Regions from separate parts of the Homo sapiens genome. Here region 1 is linked to region 2. The links are chromatin contacts, found by Hi-C or POLR2A ChIA-PET in ENCODE. All regions are on one chromosome and are shown on one strand. The core of a region is the stretch at or near the end of the contact, and the rest is flanking DNA. Distances in the headings are between cores, read along the strand shown.

Region 1 (7,306 bases), core at 1,395-3,894, 37 kb before region 2:
CTTATTTTCTGTTTTTTTTTTTAAAACTTTATTTTACTGTTACTTTCTGCTGTCCTAATTATGGCACATTTTTACTTTCTAGGTTCTGTGATTTACAGAGTGGTCTGGCTATGTGGACAGCTTCTAAATTGTCACCACATTTTGGAGCAAGATGTATTATTTTTACAATTAATTTACATTTAACATGAATCATGATCCTAAGTGCATCAGAATGTCTTCATAACATTCGCCAAAGAAGAGAGGGCAGCACTGCTGTTCTACAGTGTGGCTCTCACCTGGTCCACAGTTACCAGAAATAGTTCTTTCGTTGCTGTGATGTCCTGGGTGGGCTTCATTCTTTAGTAATGTACTTTGTCTACAGCAACTTCCTGCAACTATGTGAACAGATCTTGAAGACACACAGTGAGGTTTGGTTTCCTTTGTCCTCTTAAGTCTTTATGGTTGTTGCTTCTATTGTTTATTGGTCCCAGTGAGAACTGCAGCTGACCTGATGTCATGATCTGTGAAGATAGTTTCTATTAAAGAAGAAGTACCAGGAAATCCCATATGCCACCGTAGACCTGCCTTTCTGGATACCATTTACTACTCCATACTCCAGCCGCCATGCACAATGGTTGTGTATGAGGCTCCTGTGATCATTAACAGGAGTAGAAGCTGGGCTCAGACACTCTGGCACTTGCATAGGTCAAGGGGTGTGTTGTGCTCTTGCAACAAATCCCACATAGACATCCATATGCATATTGTCCCACCGTCCCCTAAGCAGAAACCAGGGTTAAGTACAGAATAGTCCCGGGAACATTTTGGTTGCCCGGCCTTAGGTGAGCCTTTCTGGGGCTGGGATTTTGACACCATCTGCTCCATTGTTTCTAAACTGCTGTGTTCTGGCGCATCAATTGTTTCATCACATTATCATCACGGAAAGCTTGGTCTCCCTCAAAACATGAACCGGGTAGGCCCTGTGTTCCAGTGGGGGCTTTTGGACTTGACTTTAGTGTTTAGGAGGACAGAGTCCCTCTCCCCTCTGTGGTGCTGGGGTATTAGTAAATCAGCCTTGAAGAGATAAGGGGCTGGGGCCTCAACCTCCCAAGAGGCTGTCACTGGAGAATGGTCTCCTGCCCTCAGATCTTGGGCATTTCCACAGCACACTGTCCCCCTCGTCCTTCCAAATACCTACATACGCTCTTGTAATAGGAGAGCTGGGAACTCCACCCAAAACCATACAAAAAGTTAGTCTGTGTATTTGGACGCCTCCCCAGCACTCAGTCACCGAGTTTCTCCTTTCCAACAGCAGTCACTCTCATGCAGTTTAAGTGATTTATTGATGTCTCGGCTAAGCTTGCGACAGTTTCAGGACATTTCAGCCATCAAGGTCTAAGAAGCCCTTTCCATTCCCGAGGAGCCCTCAGCCAGCCTCCTTCTTCCTCATCTCCTCACTCTGGCCGCGTAGCCCCTCATGGCGTCCATCTTGGACGCCCCTTTGTTCGCGCTCCACGCCCCCCACTTCCTTCTTCGTCAGCTCCTCCACTTTGGCCGCGTAGCCCCTCATGGCGTCCATCTTGGACGCCCCTTTGTTCGCGCTCCACGCCCCCCACTTCCTTCTTCGTCAGCTCCTCCACTTTGGCCGCGTAGCCCCTCATGGCGTCCATCTTGGACGCCCCTTTGTTCGCGCTCCACGCCCCCCACTTCCTTCTTCGTCAGCTCCTCCACTTTGGCCGCGTAGCCCCTCATGGCGTCCATCTTGCACGCCCCTTTGTTCGCGCTCCACGCCCCCCACTTCCTTCTTCGTCAGCTCCTCCACTTTGGCCGCGTAGCCCCTCATGGCGTCCATCTTGGACGCCCCTTTTTTCGCGCTCCAAGCCTCCCACTTGGCCCTGGCTCTCACGTCTGAGGCCGGAGGGCCGGGGATGTCGCAGTCGCCCTGGGTGGCCTGTTTGTACAAGCCGTAGACCAGCAGCTTCTCCTGATCGCTCACGGGACCCTTCAGCTGCTTGAGGGCCGCGCAGCTCGAACTCCACTTGGCACATGGGGTGGTGGAGGCGGTCCCTGGTGCTAGAAGCTGGAGGTGGAGAGTTGGAGTGGCTGTTACTACTCGATCTCAGGGGGAGGAGACAGGCACGCGATGTTTGTGTTTTGTCAAGCACAGATTGCAAGCTCGGGGTCCAGCGTAAACCCCACCATGTTTGGGCTCACACGGCGCATTTTCTGGGGAGGACCAGCCGTCAAAAAGCGTCTAGGATCCGGAACGCTGCTGTCTGGAGGGGGCGGCGCGGCAGGAGCGCGTTGAGGGACTGTATGTGGCGCGAGCTGGGCGGGTGGGAGTGGAAGCCTCGCGTGGTGCGGCCGCGCTGGGTGGTGGGCGTCCCGGGGGAGGCGCTCGGTGGGGGTGAACTGTGTGCGGGGCACGCCCGGGGTTACCGGGTGAGGGTGAATGCGGGGCCGGGGAATCATGAGCCCGACCCGCTGGGACCCCGGAAGAGGGGCCGGGCAGGGGACGGTGCGGAGGGGTCTAGTGAGCGACGTCCGGGTACCTGAGGGCTGGTGGGAGGGCTCTGCCGGAAGGCGGCGCTGTGCGCTTGGCGCGCTCGTTCGTGAGGACTGCGCGTGCGCGGCGGAGGCTGTGGGCGGGGCCGGGCGGAGGTTGTGAGCAGGCCTAAGCGCGGCCGCCGTGGCTCCTGCGTCTCCCATCGTGCCGTGCGTCCCGCGCCGCGTTCGAGTTCTCGGAGGGGAGGGGGCGTTAGCCCCGCGCAGCCGCCGGCGTCGCCGCCATGGACCTAGGTGGGTGCCGCGGCTCCCCGGCCCCGGGCTGCGTCCAGCAATGCGCCACCAGAGCGGTGCTGCCCCGTCGCGTCTCCTCCTGTCGCGCACGCTCGCGCGGGCCCGGACCGAAACGTCCCCCGCGTCGGGGCGGGTCTAGGGGTCCCGGGGTGGCCTTGGCGGGGGGTGGTCCGGGTCCCGCCGCGCGTTGGGCCGCGTCTTGCCGCCTCCGGCCCCCTGCGCTTGAAAACACGGAGCAGACGTGAAGTTAGAGCCCTTGGAAGCGCCCGGGGCTCGCGCACGTGCTTTGGGAAACGGGCTCCCTCCGAGCACCCCTGGGCGCCCCGACGGCCTCATTTCCTGAACGGCAGCTGCGTTCTTGAGCAAGTGTCTTAACGCTCCAAGTGTCTTACGCTCATGACGTTTCCTCATCGACAGAGCGGGGAGAATGGAAGTGTGTCTCCCCACTGAGTTTTGGGCGACTTTGCATTGAGATCGCCGAGGTACAGTGTCCCTTGTGGGGTTGCGCGGGTCACACCCGCGGTGGGGGCGGCTGCGCTCCTGAGGTATCACTTTGTGAACCTGCGTGCGTCCGGATTCAGAATCTTACAGGCAAGGTCTGGGAGGGAGCCCATAGGAACTAGATGCTCCCTGCTAAATCTTGGCACACGCTGCTAAGACCAGGAGGCTGTTCTGGGAGAGCTGGGGGTGAGGCACCCCGAGATGTGTCAGCAGTAGTAGGCTGGGGGGAAATGGTCTGGTCCCCGCCCCCAGACAGCTTTTCAGGAGCGGAATGGCAGAGCTCTAAGGGCTTGGAGCCCCTCAGCCGTAATTGCTTCCCAGCCCCACCACATTCAGGCTGGGACACCCTCAGCAAATCGTTTCTGCGCCTCAGTGTCCTTATCTCTAGAGCAGGAATACTAGTCCTCAAAAGGTGATTGTGAATAGAAGAGATCTTACCTGTGTACCACCTAGCACAGTGTCTGGCATGGAGTAGGTGCTTAATAAACCTAAGAAGCGGGCTGTGGCAAGCACTAGTTAACCATCCATGATAGAGTACCGGAGTATTTTCCAGCTAGTAACCGCCCTGGGACTTACTACTTCAAACTGTGCGTACTTAATGCGCCTGGAAGGCAGGTGTTTAGGGCCAAACATCTGCTCAACTAAGCCAATAATGCAATAAAATTAAATTTACAGCGTCAGGAGGGACTATATTTTGGGACCCTGGGAGAGCCTCCTGAGCCAGAAAGAAGGGCGGTAACCCCCAGGGAGGTCCCCTTCGCAGCGTAACCCTCCCTGGGAGTCGGTCTCAGCCACTGTGAGATGAGATGGATTGCCTCCACAAGTGGGTTACATAGTGCTGAGCCCTTGGCCTGCTGCCGCTCCCATAAATGGTGGGAGGGGTAAGATGGTCCTTAGTCTCCTGGAGTCAGTGTTTTCTCTGCTGGTGTCTGGCCTGTGAAAATGGGGAATATGAGCTCTTGGGGGCATGACAGACTGAGGAAGGAGTAGCATCTCTCACTCCTGGGAAAGGGGAGATGACTCAGGAATGAGGAATAGGGAGCAGTGTTTGCACCCTCGTTTTAGTTTCTGGGCCAAAGGAAACATACCTGATAAAGACCTACATCCTTTGATGTTTCTGAGCTGGGGGAGGCAAAGAATAGTGACAAGATTCTGGTCTTGCCAACCATGAAAAGGTTTGGGGAAACCAACATTTACTGAGCACCTAATTAGACTCTGTAACTGGATTCTTACTGTAGCTCTATCTCATTTATCCATCATAGCGTCCCGGGGAGATGGGGTCAGGAGATAGCAGTGCCAACCCACTAGCAAGGGCTTGACTGGTATATATCACATGATCCCCAAAGGCATAACATGAAGTCTGTATTATCCCCACATATGCAGAAGGAAGGCTTGGAGAAGCAATCTGACCAAGATCACATCCCTTTTTTTTTTTCGGAGATGGAGGGGGAGTCTCACTGTGTTACCCCAGCTAGTCTTGAACTCCTGGCCTCAGGGATCCACCTGCCTCAGCCCCCCAAGTAGCTGGGATTACAAGTGCTAGCCACTGAACCTGGCCAGAATCACATCATTTTTAAATGGCTGAACTAGGATTTAAACCCATGTCTGATTAAACATCCCAAGATGTTTTCCATGGTAAGTCTGTGTCAATCGTTAGTTCCCTGAAGGAAGGCTTAATCTAGCACAGTATTTTCTGTATCTACTCCCTGGTTTCTCCCACAGAGCTAGGGCCATGAGTACCTTGTTTTTGACTGGAAGGAGCTGTGGGGTGGACCGTTTCCCTGAAAGCTAGAAGAATGTTTGAAGCCTGTTCCCAAGGCAAGTTTATAAAGAGTGAAGGCAGGGCTTGTCTGATTCCTTCTGTGCCCATTGCTCTGTGGCTATGTGATTGCTCTGTGCCCATTACCCTGTGGCTGTGTGACTGCTGCTGTGCCCGTTACCCTGTGGCTGCGTGATTGCTGCTGTGCCCATTACCCTGTGGCTGTGTGATTGCTCTGTGCCCATTATCCTGTGGCCGTGTGATCGCTCTGTGCCCATTACCCTGTAGCCGTGTGATTGCTGCTGTGCCCATTACCTTGTGGCTGTGTGATTGCTGCTGTGCCCATTATCCTGTGGCTGTGTGATTGCTCTGTGCCCATTATCCTGTGGCTGTGTGATTGCTCTGTGCCCATTATCCTGTAGCCGTGTGATTGCTTCTGTGCCCATTACCCTGTGGCTGTGTGATTGCTGCTGTGCCCATTATCCTGTGGCCGTGTGATTGCTGCTGTGCCCATTACCCTGTGGCCGTGTGATTGCTCTGTGCCCATTACCCTGTGGCCGTGTGACTGCTGCTGTGCCCATTACCCTGTGGCCGTGTGATTGCTGCTGTGCCCATTACCCTGTGGCCGTGTGATTGCTCTGTGCCCATTATCCTGTGGCCGTGTGATTGCTCTGTGCCCATTACCCTGTGGCCGTGTGATTGCTCTGTGCCCATTACCCTGTGGCCGTGTGATTGCTCTGTGCCCATTATCCTGTGGCCGTGTGATTGCTCTGTGCCCATTATCCTGTGGCCGTGTGATTGCTCTGTGCCCATTATCCTGTGGCCGTGTGATTGCTCTGTGCCCATTACCCTGTGGCCGTGTGATTGCTGCTGTGCCCATTACCCTGTGGCCGTGTGATTGCTCTGTGCCCATTATCCTGTGGCCGTGTGATTGCTCTGTGCCCATTATCCTGTGGCTGTGTGATTGCTCTGTGCCCATTATCCTGTAGCCGTGTGATTGCTTCTGTGCCCATTACCCTGTGGCTGTGTGATTGCTGCTGTGCCCATTATCCTGTGGCTGTGTGATTGCTGCTGTGCCCATTACCCTGTGGCTGTGTGATTGCTCTGTGCCCATTACCCTGTGGCTGTGTGATTGCTCTGTGCCCATTATCCTGTGGCCGTGTGATTGCTGCTGTGCCTGTTACCCTGTGGCTGTGTGATTGCTCTGTGCCCATTACCCTGTGGCTATGCTCCCTTCATCTGTCATGAGAAGCTCAGCTGTCATGTCCTGTGGTACATGCTCAGTGGCCCCTGTAGTTTGTACTGTCCTCCTATTTCTAAACCCCTCTCCCCACATCCTCTGCTGGCCCAGCCTTTGCTGGAGGGTCTCGCCTCAGCAGCCCAGCTTTTTCTTTTCACACACTTTTCCTGAAGGATCTCATTCACCGTCTTGGTTCCGGTGATCCCCTCTGGGCAGATACCTCTCAGAATCACATTTCCCAGCTTACTTCCCTCCTGAACTTCCACCTGGCATTTCCGTTGCTGGAGGACATCTGTACCTTGATGGCCAAAGCTGAACTCATCTTTCCTCACACCTGCTCTGATTCTCCTCCATTCCCTGTATGTGATGTCACCTGGTGGCCTCCCAGTTCCCAGGCTGGAGAGCTCGGAAGCCATTCTGGATTCCTCGGCCAAGTCCTTCTGACTCCAGCTGTGCAGTGGCTCTTGTAGTCATCCCTTCTCCCCGTCCGCTGATGTCCTTTAAAACCCTTGTCATCTCAAACCATGACAGCCTACTAACAGCAGTGGCCATCTGGAAACATTTTCACTATACTGTCTTATTTGGCTTGTCTGTGTGCAGGACCCTTGAACATCTGTGAAGAAATGACTATTCTGCATGGAGGCTTCTTGCTGGCCGAGCAGCTGTTCCACCCTAAGGCACTGGCAGAATTAACAAAGTCTGACTGGGAACGTGTTGGACGGCCCATCGTGGAGGCCTTAAGGGAGATCTCCTCGGCTGCAGCACACTCCCAGCCCTTTGCCTGGAAGAAGAAAGCCCTGATCATCATCTGGGCCAAGGTTCTGCAGCCGCACCCCGTGACCCCGTCCGACACAGAGACACGGTGGCAGGAAGACCTGTTCTTCTCGGTGGGCAACATGATCCCCACCATCAACCACACCATCCTCTTCGAGCTGCTCAAATCCCTGGAAGCTTCTGGACTCTTTATCCAGCTCCTGATGGCCCTGCCCACCACCATCTGCCATGCAGAACTAGAGCGCTTTCTGGAACAT
Region 2 (6,715 bases), core at 1-2,500:
TACTGCTCCTATTTTTTACTTTGAGCAACTCTGATAACAACAACAAAAAAAAGTTCAGTGGGGCCAACGCGTTTCCCTCCTGGAGTTTCCCGGTTCACCTGGTGGAGCGGGTCCTCCTTGGGCTGCAATTCCCTCCTTCTTTTCAGTGTCTGCAGGAAAGGTGGTTTCACAGGGTGATCGGTGATCTGGCTTATTTGTTCCTTTGTGGGGGTAAGGGCTGGGCACCTCACTATTTCCTGTATTACCAGCTTGAATTTACATCGCGCTGTTAATGTTTAATCCTCTCCACATCGACGCGGGGTAGTAATTTGTTCCAAGTCACACAACTTATCAATGGTGGACTATTCAGGACTTAGATCCCGGATATTCAACCTCAGTAAACGTCTCCCCAGCTCCAGGGCGCTGCGTCATCTGGCTTTAAAAAAACGTTTCTGGCCGGGCGCAGTAGCTCACGCCTGTCATCCCAGCACTTTGGGAGGCCGAGGCGGGCGGATCACGAGGTCAAGAGTTCGAGACCAGCCTGGCCAACATGGTGAAACCTCGTCTCCACTAAAAATACAAAAATTAGCTGGGCGTGGTGGCGGGCGCCTGTAATCCCAGCTACTCGGGAGGCTGAGACAGGAGAATCGCTTGAACCCAGCAGGCGGGGTTGCAGTGAGCCGAGATCGCGCCGTTGCACTCCAGCCTGGGCAACAAGTAAGACTCCGTCTCAAAAAAAAAAAAAAAAAAAAAAAAGACGTTTCTCCCCATAAGGAGGCTGCAGTCACCTCGAAAAGCTTCTGCGCAGAGCCCGGCGCACGGGGAATTTCTATCGAGTGGGCACTGTCCCGTCCTACGAATGTCCTTGGCGACATCGCCACTCGCCAGCTGGGATCACGTCGCCCCCGTGGCCGGGGACACCCGCTGCCACTGACCGAGGGGGCCCCGGGAGCTGAGAGGTCGCCGCTGCGCTGCCCGCGGAGGCTGTGGGCTGCGGTTGGCGACGCCGCAGGGCTGACTTTCATCCGGGCGTCCTGCTGGAGGCCAGACCCTACCCCAACCTCGGGGTCCTCAGTGCGGGGCGCGCCTTGGGGAGGGAAGAGGCCCCGCCCATCCTAAGGACGCGCTGAGGCCACGCGGGGCCGCCGGGATACTGCGTTGCCCGGGAGACACCTGACGTGACAGGAACGCCGCCAGTCTCAGTCCGCCGTGATCCCACAGTTCCCCGGTCCCGGAAGTGCCCTGGCCTGCCGGAAGTGCCGGAGCGGCTGACAGAGCGGCTGACGGAGCCGGGCTCACCAGGTCGCTGCCGCGAGGGAGTTGCTGTGCTGGGGCCTGGGTGGCGGCTGGAGGCCTGAGTTGGGCTCGCGGCGGGGGTCGGCAGGGGGCCGGGTGGCGGAATGATGGAGGAGGAGGAACTGGAGTTCGTGGAGGAGCTGGAAGCCGTGCTGCAGCTCACGCCCGAGGTGCAGCTGGCCATCGAGCAGGTAAGCGTTCCGCCCCTCAGGAGGGGAAACGGGAGTGCGGGAGGGGAGACGGCAGCTCCGGGCGCTGGGGAGGCCGCGGCGGGTGGACGGAGGGCCGGGGGCTCGCGGCAGAAGGGAAAGTGGAGGTGGGGAGGTGGTGCGGGTGAGAAGCGGTTTCTGAATCAGAAGGAAAGGAAAGAGAACCCTTTCTAGGCTTTGATTGTCTTTGGCGAGGGCTGGGGGTTCTGGTGGTTTTGGGGAAAGGAATTGTGCGCTTAGAGAGGACGACGCTAGGAGAATGCAGGCCTTGGGTGCCATCCTCAGATTCTGGGGACTGTGGGGGCTTCATGCATTTACCAGACTCGTGCCAACGCCCCGGTTTTGCAAGCTGGCACCTCGTGAGTGGCTTGGAACTGGGGGAAGGGAATGACTTTAATTTCTGAAGCGGACGGCAGAGAAGAGAGAAAGTGTTGAAAAATGACATCGTTACCATTCTTAAAAGGTTGAGAATTCCTACCGTTGAATAGTTTGGGTGAGGTTGGAGAATACTCCCAAGGGGCCTCTTTTCCCTTCAGGAACTTTTTTTTTTTTTTTTTTTTGAGACGGATTCTCGCTCTGTCGCCCGGGCTGGAGTGCAACGGCACGATCTCGGCTCACTGCGACCTCCGCCTCCCGAGTTCAAGCGATTCTCCTGTCTCAGCCTCCTGAGTAGCTGTGATTACAGGCGCACGCCACCACACCCGGCTAATTTTTTTTTTTTTTTGGGGTAAAGACGGGGGTTTCACCGTTTTGGCCAGGATGGTCTCGAACTCCTGAGCTCAAGTAACCCGCCCGCCTTGGCCTCCCAAAGTGCTGGGATTACAGGCGTGAGCCACCACGCGCGGCCCTGCCTGCAGGAACTCTTGCCTTTGCAAGTTTATTGAGTTTTTAAGGCTAATGATATTAGAAATAGTGATTTTTTTCTTTTCTTTTTTTCTTTTTTTTTGTTTTCTGAGACGGAGTCTCGCTCTTTCGCCCAGGTTGGAGTGTAGGGGTGCCATCTCGGCTCACTGCAACCTCCGCTTCCAGGTTCAAGTGATTCTCCTGCCTCAGCCTCCTGAGTAGCTGGGACTACAGGCAACCGCTACCATGCCTAGCTAATTTTTGTATTTTTAGTAGAGACCGGGTTTCACCATGTTGGCCAGGCTGGTCTTGAACTCCTGACCTCAGGCTATCCGCCCGCCTCGGCCTCCCAAAGTGCTGGGATTACAGGTGTGAGCCACTGCACCCGGTCAGAAATAGTGATTTCTAATACTGCAGGGTATTGCTCCTGATAAACGGAGAAAATCTCCCTTAAAGGAATTGTCATGAAGTTATATGATTTAAGAAAGGGATTTATGATTGAGGAAATGGACAATTCCATTATGCCTTATTTAATGACCCCTGGGAAACTTTTTTTTTTTGAGATAGGGTCTTGCTCTGTTGTCCAGGCTGGAGTACAGTGGCATAATCGTAGCTCACTGCAGCCTCGAACTCCTGGGGCTCAAGTGATAACCCTGCCTCAGCCTCCCGAGTAGCTGGGACTACAGGTGCATTCATTGACGCTTCGATGTGTGTTTTTCCAGTAGTGGTTGGATTACTTATACAACCAACTTTGTCCTAGCCTGAGAACGCCAAACCATTGGGCAGGAAGCTTTTAGTGTTCCGGCCACACGGCTCCACCACTTACCTCCTTTTGCCAGAAAAAGACATAACATTTCTGTTGCTCTTTGGACTAGTGGGCTCTCATGGAAGAAAAGAATAATGCAGTCAGTTACTGTTTGGTTGACAGGTATCAGAAAAGCACATTTTTGCTATTTCTTTTGTTTGTTTCAACAGCTTTTGGGGTACAGGTGGTTTTTGATTACATGGATGAATTACATAGCGGTGAATTCTGACATTTTTCCTATTTTGTAAGAATAAGTTTGAGTGATAGTATAGCAGACATCTTTATGTCAAGCAGAATTCAGACATCATTATGTCAAGATGAATTCAGAATTTTTTCTTACTTTAGCACTCTGAATGAAATTCTGTAGTAGCATACTTGTAAAGAGTAGTGATGTGTGAGGAGTCAGGAAGGGTTGATAAAATGGAATCACATTTTACTCCAAGATGAAGTCCCAGAGTCATTGCATAAGGTGAAAATTGGCTGGGCTCGGTGGCTCACACCTGTAATCCCAGCACTTTGGGAGGCCAGGGCGGGTGGATCACGATGTCAGGAGTTCAAGACCAGCCTGGCCAACATGGTGAAACCCCGTCTCTCCTAAAAATACAAAAATTTAGCTGGGCATGGTGGCAGGTGCCCGTAATCTCAGCTACTCGGGAGGTTGAGGCAAAGAACTGCTTGAACCCGGGAGGCAGAGGTTGCAGTGAGCTGAGATGGTGCCACTGCCTTCCAGCCTGAGCGACAGAGTGAGACTCCATCTCGAAAAAAAAAAAAAAAAAAAAGGCGAAAGTCACTCTAGACATGAAAATCACTCTGCCCTGAAGTTCTTTAAATTGCCCATGAAGGCCGGGTGTGGAGGCTCACGCCTGTAATCCCAGCACTTTGGGAGGCCGAGGCGGGTGGATCACAAGTTCAGGAGATTGAGACCATCCTGGCCAACACGGTGAAACCCCTTCTCTACTAAAAACACAAAAAATAAGCCGGGTATGGTGGCGAGCGCCTGTAGTCCCACCTTCTCAAGAGGCTGAGACAGGAGAATGGCATGAACCTGGGAGGTGGAGCTTGTAGTGAACCAAGATCGCGCTACTGCACTCCAGCCTGGGTGACAGCGCGAGACTCCGTGTCAAAAAAAAAAAAAAAAATTGCCCATGAAGTACCACGTATGCATCTCTGATAAGTCTAGGGCTGTTAGTTTTTTTCCTCCATCATTGGAACCAGTCATTCTTTTTTCAGCTGGCTTTTGTTAGGAGCCTTGTTACATGAAAACAATTTAAAACCTAGGACAGCACTAAAACCTAGGAGTCGTGAGAGGAATACAGAAACTGAGAGCAACTTGAGGAAATAGTTTGTATCTCTTGTATCCTGCTCTCTGTGGGTTATACTTTCCCTCTGGTGAGCACGTATCATTGAGACTGTGTAAATAACCTGTGTATATGTGCATTATGGAAACAGCAATGCTGAACATTTTAAAAAGAAAACATCTTCACTTTCTTCTCATCCACCTCCTCTTGATGTGGTAGAAGGCTTCAGCTTTTCTAACAGTTGTCTTGAAGATATTTTGATTTTTTGACTCTATATTTCTTTGGAAGGCTTCTTCAGAGATGAAGTTGCTTCCCACAGTTGTAACTCTATCAAGCTGGGTGAGACCCAGTGTCCAGTGGATAATTTGGCTGCTTGTATCATCCACCTTGTTGCGTGTTCTTCAGGTTGTTAGGGAGTTAGCTGTATGTCTTAGAGGTGGACTGTTTTTGAGAGAGGATCTCACTCTGTCGCCCAGGCTGGAGTTCAGTGATAGAATCTCGGCTCACTGCAACCTCAACCTCCTGGGCTCTGGTGATCCTCCCATCTCAGCCTCCCACGTAGCTGGGACTATGACAGGCATGTGCCATGGCACCCAGCTAATTTTTTTTTGTAGAGATGTGGTTTCACCATGTTGCCCAGGCCAGTCTCCAACTCCTGAGCTCAAGCGATCCGCGCAGCCTTATTTTAATTAATTAATTAATTAATTTAATTTTGAGACAGAGTCTTGCTCTTTCGCCCAGACTGGAGTGTAGTGGTGTGATCTCGGCTCACTGTAACCTCCGCCTCCCGGGTTCAAGCAATTCTCCTGCCTCAGCCTCCTGAGTAGTTGGGATTACAGGTGTGCGCCAACACCACACCCAGCCAAGTTTTTATTTTTAGTAGAGACCTGACCTCAGGTGATCCATCTGCTTTGGCCTCCCAAAGTGCTGTGATTACAGGCATGAGCCACCGTGCCCGGCCCTTTCCTTTTAATTGACAAATTAAAATTATATATATTTACGGTATACTACATGTTTTTATATATACTCCTCTCTTTCTATATAGGTGTTTCCAAGCCAGGACCCTCTAGATCGAGCAGATTTCAATGCTGTTGAGTATATCAATACCCTGTTCCCAACCGAGCAAGTAAGTAGAGTTTCAGGTTTCCTTCCTTTCAGCAGCTTTTGGCACATCTTGGGTGTTATGCTTCGTGTGTTACACTAGATCATCTACGGGCCCTTGATACACAAGGGAGAGTTAAATTCAAATCAAACTCCATCATCACCAGCTGGGGCAGTGAGCTACACTGTGTTGGAATGGAATTCATTGTATAGTGAACATATTATTAATAATTGTACTCTTAGGTTGTGAGAGTCCTCCCAAATTTTCTGCTGTAAATTGAAAGTGGAAAGGATTTTTATAATGTAGTAGGGACAAGTGGGGGTGAGGCAGGCAGGATAAGCCCAGAATCATAAAGCCACTTTCACCTCTATTTCAAGATGTAAATTTTTATTTCTATTTATTAGTTTTTTTGAGACGGAGTTTTGCTGTTGTCGTTCAGGCTGGAGTGCAATGGCGCGGTCTCGGCTCACTGCAACGTCTGCCTCCTGGGTTCAGGCGATTCTTCTGCCTCAGCCTCCTGAGTAGCTGGCACTATAGGTACCCACCATCACGCCTGGCTAATTTTTGTGATTTTAGTAGAGACGGGGTTTCAGCATGTTGGCCAGGCTGGTCTCAAACTCCTGACCTCGTGATCCACCTGCCTTGGCCCCCTAAAGTGCTGGGATTACAGGCGTGAGCCACTGCGCCCGGCCTCAAGATACAGATTTTTAGACTTCACGTTTTATTATTTTTTGTCCGGTGATTTTCCTGTGGAGATGGATTTTCTTACAAAATTGGTTTTTGGGTGTTTGGGTGAGAAGTAGACCAGAACTGGAAGTAGCAGAGTTGGGAGAAGGGCAGTGAGAGTCCCGCTTCGTTTCCATTTTTTCAGTCAGCAGTTGTTCAGTAGGTGCCTGTCATGTGTTGTCAGTCACTGTGCTAGGTGCTGAGGGTGCAGAGATGATAAGGTCCAGTCCATGCCCTTGAGGTGTGCAGGATCAAGTGGTGGGAGACCCTGGCGAATGCCGTCAGTGACAGTGGGACAGTGCGGTAAGGAAACAAAGACCAGTTCTTCCAAGGAAAATCACAACTTCAGAGAGGAGGTAGCCTGTCTGCCGAGCTTGAGGGATTCATTCATGTATTCATTTAGTAAAACGTAGCAGTCGTTTATTAAATGTCTGCTAAGTGTCAGGTATTATTTTTA

The links. A loop is a pair of places that touch in the nucleus more often than their neighbours do. ChIA-PET counts read pairs that join two places held with the same protein, here RNA polymerase II (POLR2A). Pooled maps may share reads with other maps.
Region 1: a map of CD8-positive, alpha-beta T cell shows a loop between it and region 2 (18-fold over the local background). The contact joins the promoter of GEMIN4 here to the promoter of VPS53 in region 2. A Hi-C loop is called at or near these places in 21 of 168 maps with a recorded cell type or tissue (B cell, CD14-positive monocyte, CD4-positive, alpha-beta T cell and 14 more), 36 of 37 single-sample maps with no recorded cell type and 34 of 50 pooled maps. POLR2A ChIA-PET finds 5 or more read pairs at or near these places in 25 of 52 experiments (A549, B cell, CD4-positive, alpha-beta T cell and 19 more).

Annotation. Positions count from the first base shown.
Region 1 is chr17:747,602-754,907 of GRCh38, reverse strand. GEMIN4 (gem nuclear organelle associated protein 4) reads left to right here and starts at 2,644. Exons shown (of 2, transcript NM_015721.3): 1 at 2,644-2,775; 2 at 6,876-7,306. The coding sequence starts at 2,766. It also overlaps the pseudogene DBIL5P. RefSeq lists silencers at 2,265-2,524, 2,705-3,124 and an enhancer at 3,305-3,364.
Region 2 is chr17:709,374-716,088 of GRCh38, reverse strand. VPS53 (VPS53 subunit of GARP complex) reads left to right here and starts at 1,250. Exons shown (of 22, transcript NM_001128159.3): 1 at 1,250-1,466; 2 at 5,476-5,556. The coding sequence starts at 1,380. RefSeq lists an enhancer at 709-778.